Linked DNA regions of Homo sapiens: region 1 is linked to region 2. Evidence: read pairs that join two places in POLR2A ChIA-PET (ENCODE). Cell type or tissue: PC-9. All regions are shown on one strand. Region 1 overlaps SLC38A4-AS1 (SLC38A4 antisense RNA 1). Region 2 overlaps SLC38A4-AS1 (SLC38A4 antisense RNA 1).

Region 1 (4,000 bases), 160 kb before region 2:
TACTATCCAGTAAAATTTTAATGTGAGCCACATATGTCTTTTTAAAATTTCTGTTTTATTGTGAAATATAGAAAAAAAGAAATGGGAAATTAAATTAATAACATTTTATTTAACCTGATATATCCAAAATATTATAATTTCAACATGGAATCAATATTTTAAAATTATTCAAGTATTTTATATTCTAATTATTTTGGTACTAACTCCTCAAAATCCACTGTCTTTTGCATGTATAGCATACCTTATTTCAGGTTAACCACATTTCAAGTGGTATTGTAAAGTGTATTTCTCAAGGTTTAGAAATACATATTTCACTTTGTTGGTCTAGAAAAAGCTGGGGCTCTTCAATTTGCAAGACATGAGAGAAGTCCTCTCCCAAGCTTATACCAAAGATTTTTCTAGTTCTAAACAAGTGCCATGACAGACAAAATTGAAGATGCTGTTTGGAAAGCCTCAAAGGGTCATACATAAGAAGCAAGTGGATTTAAAAAAAGAGTTGTCTACCACAGGCTGATAAATATTGACTTCATTAACTGAATGGTACCCTAAAACTTAAAGTATAATAATAAAAAAAAACTGAATGGTAAATGAAATTGAATAGGGTACAGCCAAAGAACATTTCTGAATGCTTGGAATATACAGCACATGAGTCCACTTACCCACATTTGAATTCTTCAGAATGTATTAAAACTGGTTGTCTAACCAAAACATTGTAAGTCTTAAAGCCTCTTTTTCTTCCACCCAAAGTGTAAAACAACTTTTGAATAGCAAATTTAAAAGTTTCAAGTCCCAGATCAATCAGTCAGCAACACTTATTTAGCTAGCACTGTACATGGACCATGATATTATGCAATAAAAGGGGATTAAAAACAGCTCCTTTGAGTTGCTTACAATCTGCCTGGGGATAAATAAATGGTAACATATGAAAACAATTTTAGGTCATTTACAATGCAACATTTTACTGAATGCTTCTATAAACAATACTTTATACTCTGGGGCGTTTTTAAATAATATAGTTCCCTTCGTTAATGTAGAAATAGCTGAATATCATCGAAATCTATTAAAATTTACTGCCCCTAAATCAGTCTGCTAAGCCAATTACAAACAATTGAGTGCAGGTTTGTTTTGGAGCACACGAGTGTAATTAAATAGTTTTTTACTCTTTTAAAAAAGTTTCTCATGTTATATTTTCAGAAAAGGGAAATTTCATGGCGAGATTTCATAAAAATTTTGACCATACGAATGTCACAAAATAGAAAATCATTCTTTCTCACCTCTATTCTCAAATTGTAAACAGATTCAGATGTGCATACAGCAATGGCACCTTTATGAGGTAACAGGTGAAACCACACTTTTATGAGGATTGGAGGACCCAAACCACAAGATAAAGTTTGTGTCTTCTTTTGTCCCGAGTTTAATGCCAAATATATCCTGAAAGTGGAAAACACACTGTCATTTGCATATATTTATCTAGCATTTTTGTAAGCAAGACAAGAGTCTGAGCATAGTTCTTAGAACTTTTAGCCAAGTACAGAAATAGTTGTGAATGTGGGCAAAAAGGATACACACTGATTCACTATGTGGAAAAATCATCTCAAGCATCTAGCTAGGCAAAGATAGCTAGAAATATTAGATCTGTGCAAAATGTACCTGAAATTCATTCTACTTAATCACATTTTAATTCAATGCTTCGTATGCTGTTTTCTAAATGAATAAAATTATTAGTTACAAATAATGAAAATCACAATTGGGTAAATGGTCAGACTTTAACTCTTTAGGGTTTAAAATTTTTCTTTACAATTCAACAATGAAAAACAAATAATTATCCTCAGCAAAGTAACACAGAAACAGAAAACCAAACACCACATGTTCTCACTTATAAGTGGGAGCTGAACAGAGAGAACACATAGACACAGGGAGGGGAACGACACACACTGGGGCCTGTCGGAGGAGCGGGGTGAGGGGGAGGAAGAGCCTTAGGAAAAACAGCTAATGTATGCTGGGCTTAGTACCTAGGTGATGCGTTGATAGGTCCATCAAACTACCATGGCACATGTTTACCTATGCAACAAACCCGCACATCCTGCACATGTACCCTAGAACTTAAAATACAAATAAAAATTTTAAAAATGGGATAAAGGATATGAATAGACATTCTTCCAAACAATATATATAAATGGCCAATAAGCACATGAAAAGATGCTCAACATCACTAACAATTATAGGAGATTAAAAAAAAAAATTTCTAGAGTGACATAAGTAAGATGGCTGGCTACAGACACCTGGCCCTCATTCCCCTAACAAGAAAGGACCAAAGCAGTGAAAAAACATCTAAGATTTGAATGGAGTGTTGAAAGGAGAGTGCTGGAGGGCAGTGGGGATGTAGAGAGACAGCTGTGGTAATTGGAAGCACAGAGGAAAGTGTGGATGCAAAGTCTGCAACCTCATCTCCCTCACCCCCATCTGATCAGTCTGTAGATAGGAGAGACTTCCCCTTTTGGGGAAAAGGTAAGCAGAAGATCCCCACCAGGCCCCACTGCCATCGCAGACACCTACAGTTCTTACTACAGAATCCCACCGTGCTTGCAAGCCCTGAGCCCGGTTTGGAGAGCTGCCAGAAATTCACAAAGCTGCACTGCTCCGGATTGGGAGGGTAAGATGCGCACTCCCCACCCTTCACGCACTTCCTGTGAGTCAAACTGCTATATCACCATACCACCTTGAGATCAGAGCCACCTCTCAGGCGTGCGCGCCTCTGGGATCAAGTAGCCAGTGCACTTCTCTATCACTGGGGCTCCATCTTTATTCCAGCAAGCTCAGAAGGGTGGCTGAACACCACAAACCCAGCTTTGCAGAGCATAGGCCCAGGATCAGCTGCAACTCTGGCCCTGCACAGCAACTCCTGCTATCTGCACTTCCAGCTGGAGGAACAGTTTGGCAGTCCTACCCAGGGCAAACCCACCCTAGAGCCAGCCAAACTAATGCTTGCCATTTCTCCCAATCAGGAGGGGTCCCTGAGTCACCAAGCAGACAGCATACCCATAGGCTAGTGGTAAAGCTGCATACCCACATCCAAGGCCTGAGAACCAGCCTCATGGCACCTTCCAGACATGCCCCTGGCATACCCAAAGTCCCCACACCAACAACCAGGGTCTCAGTAAAGTCTTATAGACAGCCCCTAGCAATGCTCCCCCAAGCCAGCTGAACATCTCTGTGGCCCACATCCTGAGCCTGAGAAACAGCTCCACAGATTTCCCATGGTGGGCACACCCCCCAGGCTAGCAAAGAAGCTGTGTGCATATGCCCCTGGCCTTAGAAACAGCCTATAGACCAACCCCAGCAAACACGCCCCCAGGCCAGCGAAGCAAATACATGCCTGTGCCCCTGGCCGGAGTAACATTCCCAATCCTAGTGGCCAGAACTCAAGCTGGCCACCATGTGCACACATGTTCCTTTGACTTGAGAAATAAGCTAGCCCACCATGGCAAAGCCACACCACCATCACCACAAAATCTCAGCCTAGGCCACTGAGAAAGTCACAAATGTCACTGGCGTGAATTATGGCTGAAGGAACTACACAGAGACTACACTACTACATCCACCTGAAACCAAAGCCAATGCACCCCATCGAACCAGCACCCCAAGTCCCATTCATAATCAGTCTTTCCCTATAAAATCTATTCTATAAAATTGGAACAGGCAACTGATCCACCAGATGCATAAAAATCAACGTAGGAGCACATCAAACATAAAAAAGCAAGAAAACATAATGCCTCCAAAGGAATATAATAATTTTTAAGTAACAGAACACAATCATAAGTAAATATATAAAATGCCACAAAATGAGTTCAAATTAATAATCTTATGAAACTCAGTAAGATACAAAAAAATACAAATAGACAAATCAATGAAATCAGGAAAATAATTCATGATTTGAATGACAAATTTAACAAAGAGATATATGATTTTTTTAAAAACCACAGTGGCTCACGCCTGTAAT
Region 2 (4,000 bases):
TACCTCGTTAACTTAACGGAATAAATGAGCAATTATAAATGGAATAAATGAACAACTAACAAGTAGCTTTTAATCTTAAATTAAGCACAATTTTAATAAAACTAGGAAATATAAAATCTACTAAAATCCTTAATATAATCCCTGGCACATAGAGGCACGCACTCAAGAAATATTTGTTGAATAAATAGTAAGTAGTAGAGATATTTGGTAAATTGTCTTTTGGAGTCCTAATGCCACTGAATGGATTTAGACATTATGCTAATATGTGGGATTTTTTTAAAGGTAATTAATTAGTATTATTTTTTAAACTCAATTTTGAAAAGCTGAAATTATAGGAATCAGGACCAAAAGTTTCAATTCAAAAGTAACGAAAAAAGGAAATAAATTTTATATTTTTAAGTAAATATAGCAAAAATATTCTAATTGTTCTCCTGTGGTCACTTGGTCATACAAAATCCCCAAAATGTATTATAAAAAGACACATCATTCATTGTAGCATTATAATTATAGCAGCAAAAGTCTAAAAAAAAACCCTAAATATCCATCAATGGAGGACAGATTCTGAACAAATCCTGGTACATTTATGCAATGGAATACCATTTAGTTATTTTAAAAAATAAAGTAGATCTCTGTGTGCTGATGTGGAAGAACCAAGATATCTTGTTAACTTTCAAAAAGCATGGAGCTGAACAAGGAGCCATGGAATGCACCTTACCAGGGGCTCTCGAGTCAGTGTGTAAGGCTAAAATTTAATATAATCCTAATGTCCCTCAAAGATCCCCCAGGGTAATGCCAGTTTGGAAGCATTACGAACACTCCCTCAGTAAATGTTGCACAGAGCTAGTGTTTCCTTTGGCACTAAAAGGCTCTTGTATTTCTTCATTTGCACACCAGATGAAGCTGGCTCGCACAGGGACCACGTTTGTGATAAATACAGTCTTTAAAAGTTAGCCTCTATCCAGCCTTAAAAATGAAGGAAATCTAACCATTTGCTACAACATGGATGAACCAGGAGGACATTATCCTAAGTGAATTAAGCCAGACACAGAAGGCCAAATACTGTATAATTCCACTTATATGAAGTATCCAGTCAAACTCATGGAAACAGAGAGCAGAAGGGTTTCTGGGGGCTGGGAGAAAGGGGAAATTGTGAGGTGCTACTCAATAGGTATAAACCTTCAGTTATATAAGACAAATGAATTCTAGAGATCTGCTGTACAACACTGTGCCTATATTGTATTGTATTGTATACTCAAAAATCTGTTAAGAGAGCAAATCTCACATTAAATGTGAGACCTACAGGCACAATGGCATATGCCTGTAGTCCCTGCTACTCAGGAGGTTGAGGCAAGAGTATAGCTTGAGCCCAGGTGTTTGAGTCCAGTGTGGGCAATATAGCAAGACCCTGTCTCTAAAAAAAAAAAAAAAAAGAAAGAAAGATTAAAAAATGTTTTTACCACAGTAAAATACACTTTAAAAAAAAAAAAAAAAAAGCTAGCCTCACCCCAGGCTCAGGGCTGTGCATGCTAAGAGTGAGTCCAGCTAAAGGAGCAACATGCTGGTGTGACTGTCTCCTGCTCAGTCATCAAGTAGAATGTCATGTGGATCAGCAGCATTGATTCTTTCCTGCTTTGGTTTGTTTTGTTTTATACTATTTTTGTTTTGTCACATATATGCATTACAATAATATAAGTCAATTCACCTATAGAACATCTCCACTGTAAAATTCTCCTATTTGTGTAAAATAAATAAATAAAAGAACACATATCCACAAATATACCCAGCTATACACAGATTTTTCTGGAGGTACATTCAAGAAACTGGAAATACAGGTTATTTTTGCCAAGAACAACAAGGAATCTGGAGAACTGGAGTCAGAAGACATTTTGCACTCTAATATTTTTGTATTACTTGAATTTTATCATGTATATGAATTACTTTTTTAAAAAACCTACCAGTAAAAATGCCGTGTTTAAAAATAAATAAAATCTAATGATTTAAGATATAAGTGTAGACTAAATACCTACTTACCTCCCACTAATAACAACTTACTCCATCTCTAATTCTTAACCTTTGGGGGTCTTATGGAATCTTTGGAAATTTGGTAAGAACTACAACCTTTTCCCCAGTAGAAGACATATACATACACATATAACCATGAAGTCCATAAATTTAAAATTTATAGCTGTTGTACTACAACATTTATCTGTGGGATTCTTGCCAAAAATGTTTAACCTGAATCTATTCATGAAGATATAATCTGATGAATCAAACATATGGGGCATTCTTCAATACAACCAGCATAGACTCAAAAAATTCCATGTCATAAAACAAAGGAAACTAAAAACATAAATCCAAAAAGACTAAGAGACACAACAACTAAGTACAATGTAAGAATATTGGTCAAATCATGAATCAGGGAGGGAAAAAAACTATAAAAGATATATTTGAAACAATAAGAGAAATCCAAACTCTGGATTCTGTATTAGATGATATCATGGAATTATTATTTATTTTATAAGTGTAATGATGCCGTTAAACAACTGAGGGGTGAAAAGTCATGATGTCTGCAACTTATTTTTATGGTTCAAAAAAGTATACCCAGGGATAGTGCAAATGAATGTGACTAAAGGTTAACAACTGCTGAAGCTACATAAAGGGCATATGGGTACCCACTGTACTATTTTTCTAACTTTCCTGTAAGCCTGAAATTTTCCTATATATAAAGTTGAAGGCAAAAAAAAAATGCTAAAAAAACTTCACTCTCCTATAAAACTTCACTCTCCTATAATTCTAACACAGCACCCACCACCAAATTTCCCCTCTCCCACTTACTCTTGTGGCTTTCCATCTCCTTCTTTCTTGCCAAGAGGAAATCTAGCACTTGATTTGTTTCTTCCAAAATTATTATGAAGCATAAACAATGTCTCAACTTGGACTGTCTCTTTTTTTGTGTCTCTCTTGGTTAAGCTACGAGCTTGGTGAGAGAGGTCAGGAACTACACTTTTGTCGTCTTTATAACCCCAGTGTCAGAACACAATAAGAAGAGTCAATAAACATGAGGTGAACTGAAACTTTGGACCAGTTCACTGAACTTTAGTACCTATTGTGCTATTCTTTAGCAAATTGGGTAACAGATAATATGGAAGGATTTTTTAAAATGCTGAAACTAAACCACTAAAATAAAATACTAGAGTTACTTCTTCCTTGAGTATGGAGAAAATGAGCCTTGCTTTTAAGAAGCTATGTACCACATTAGCAAAAGTCTGGAAATACAAAGCACACTCAAAATTAATAAAGTTAAGATTTTCACGCTGCCATTTGTGCAAGTCACTGGCTTTATCTGACTTCTACCTGTTAGTTTTTTTATTCTCTAATTCTATATTGACAACATTTTCTGTGATGATGGAGGTGAAGAGCCTGTCACTGGCAACATAGCACCATCCTCGTTTAGAGTAAATAAAACTATTTAAAGCAAATTGGAAACTGAATGACAGAAAGTGCCACAGATGGACCACACTGGGAACAGGAGTGGAATGCCGCGTTGTTCATCATCCCCACCATCCAAGAATGAAGTTGGCAACAAAATGCTGGCAGTAGACCAGAGTGGACCATCACTGTGTATACAAGACAATCCAAATGAATTGTACTATCCTTTGAGATTAAGAAGAAGCTCATGGACTTTCCACTAAAATAAAAATCAAATCTATCAATTGCCATTAGTGTTTCGCTTTTTAAAAAATGTTTCCCCTTAACTTGAGTCATTATTGCTCATTATTTTTTCCTCTTTCTTTTCATGTACCTTCTTTTCTCTTTGGAGATGTCTCTAGAATGGAAATACATGGAACTCATCCAATTGACACTTAAATTCTGTAACCTCTATGATACAAAGTTACTTCGTTTACCATAAAGCTTAAGCGCCCCAATGCAGACTCTTTATTAAAGTCATGATAATTCAGAAACTGAGTTGGATTTAAATAAAAGTATTGCTAAAAGCATC

What was found. Peaks named below come from ENCODE experiments on the same cell type or tissue, not always from the same donor. Only the 100,000 strongest peaks of a DNase experiment are listed, where the experiment ranks them.
Region 1: POLR2A ChIA-PET joins it to region 2 with 7 read pairs; 2 of 35 experiments call an interaction of 5 or more read pairs at or near these places.

The regions. Positions count from the first base shown.
Region 1 is chr12:46,568,687-46,572,686 of GRCh38, reverse strand. All of the region lies in intron 3 of SLC38A4-AS1 (SLC38A4 antisense RNA 1), which reads right to left. Among named protein-coding and RNA genes, the nearest start is that of SLC38A4-AS1, 190 kb to the right of the region's middle. In PC-9, no CTCF peak of the experiment used is centred here; no DNase peak of the experiment used is centred here.
Region 2 is chr12:46,412,616-46,416,615 of GRCh38, reverse strand. The region is part of intron 2 of SLC38A4-AS1 (SLC38A4 antisense RNA 1); the gene reads right to left. Among named protein-coding and RNA genes, the nearest start is that of SLC38A4-AS1, 31 kb to the right of the region's middle. In PC-9, no CTCF peak of the experiment used is centred here; a DNase peak (open chromatin) is centred at 1,825; H3K27ac peaks cover 751 bases.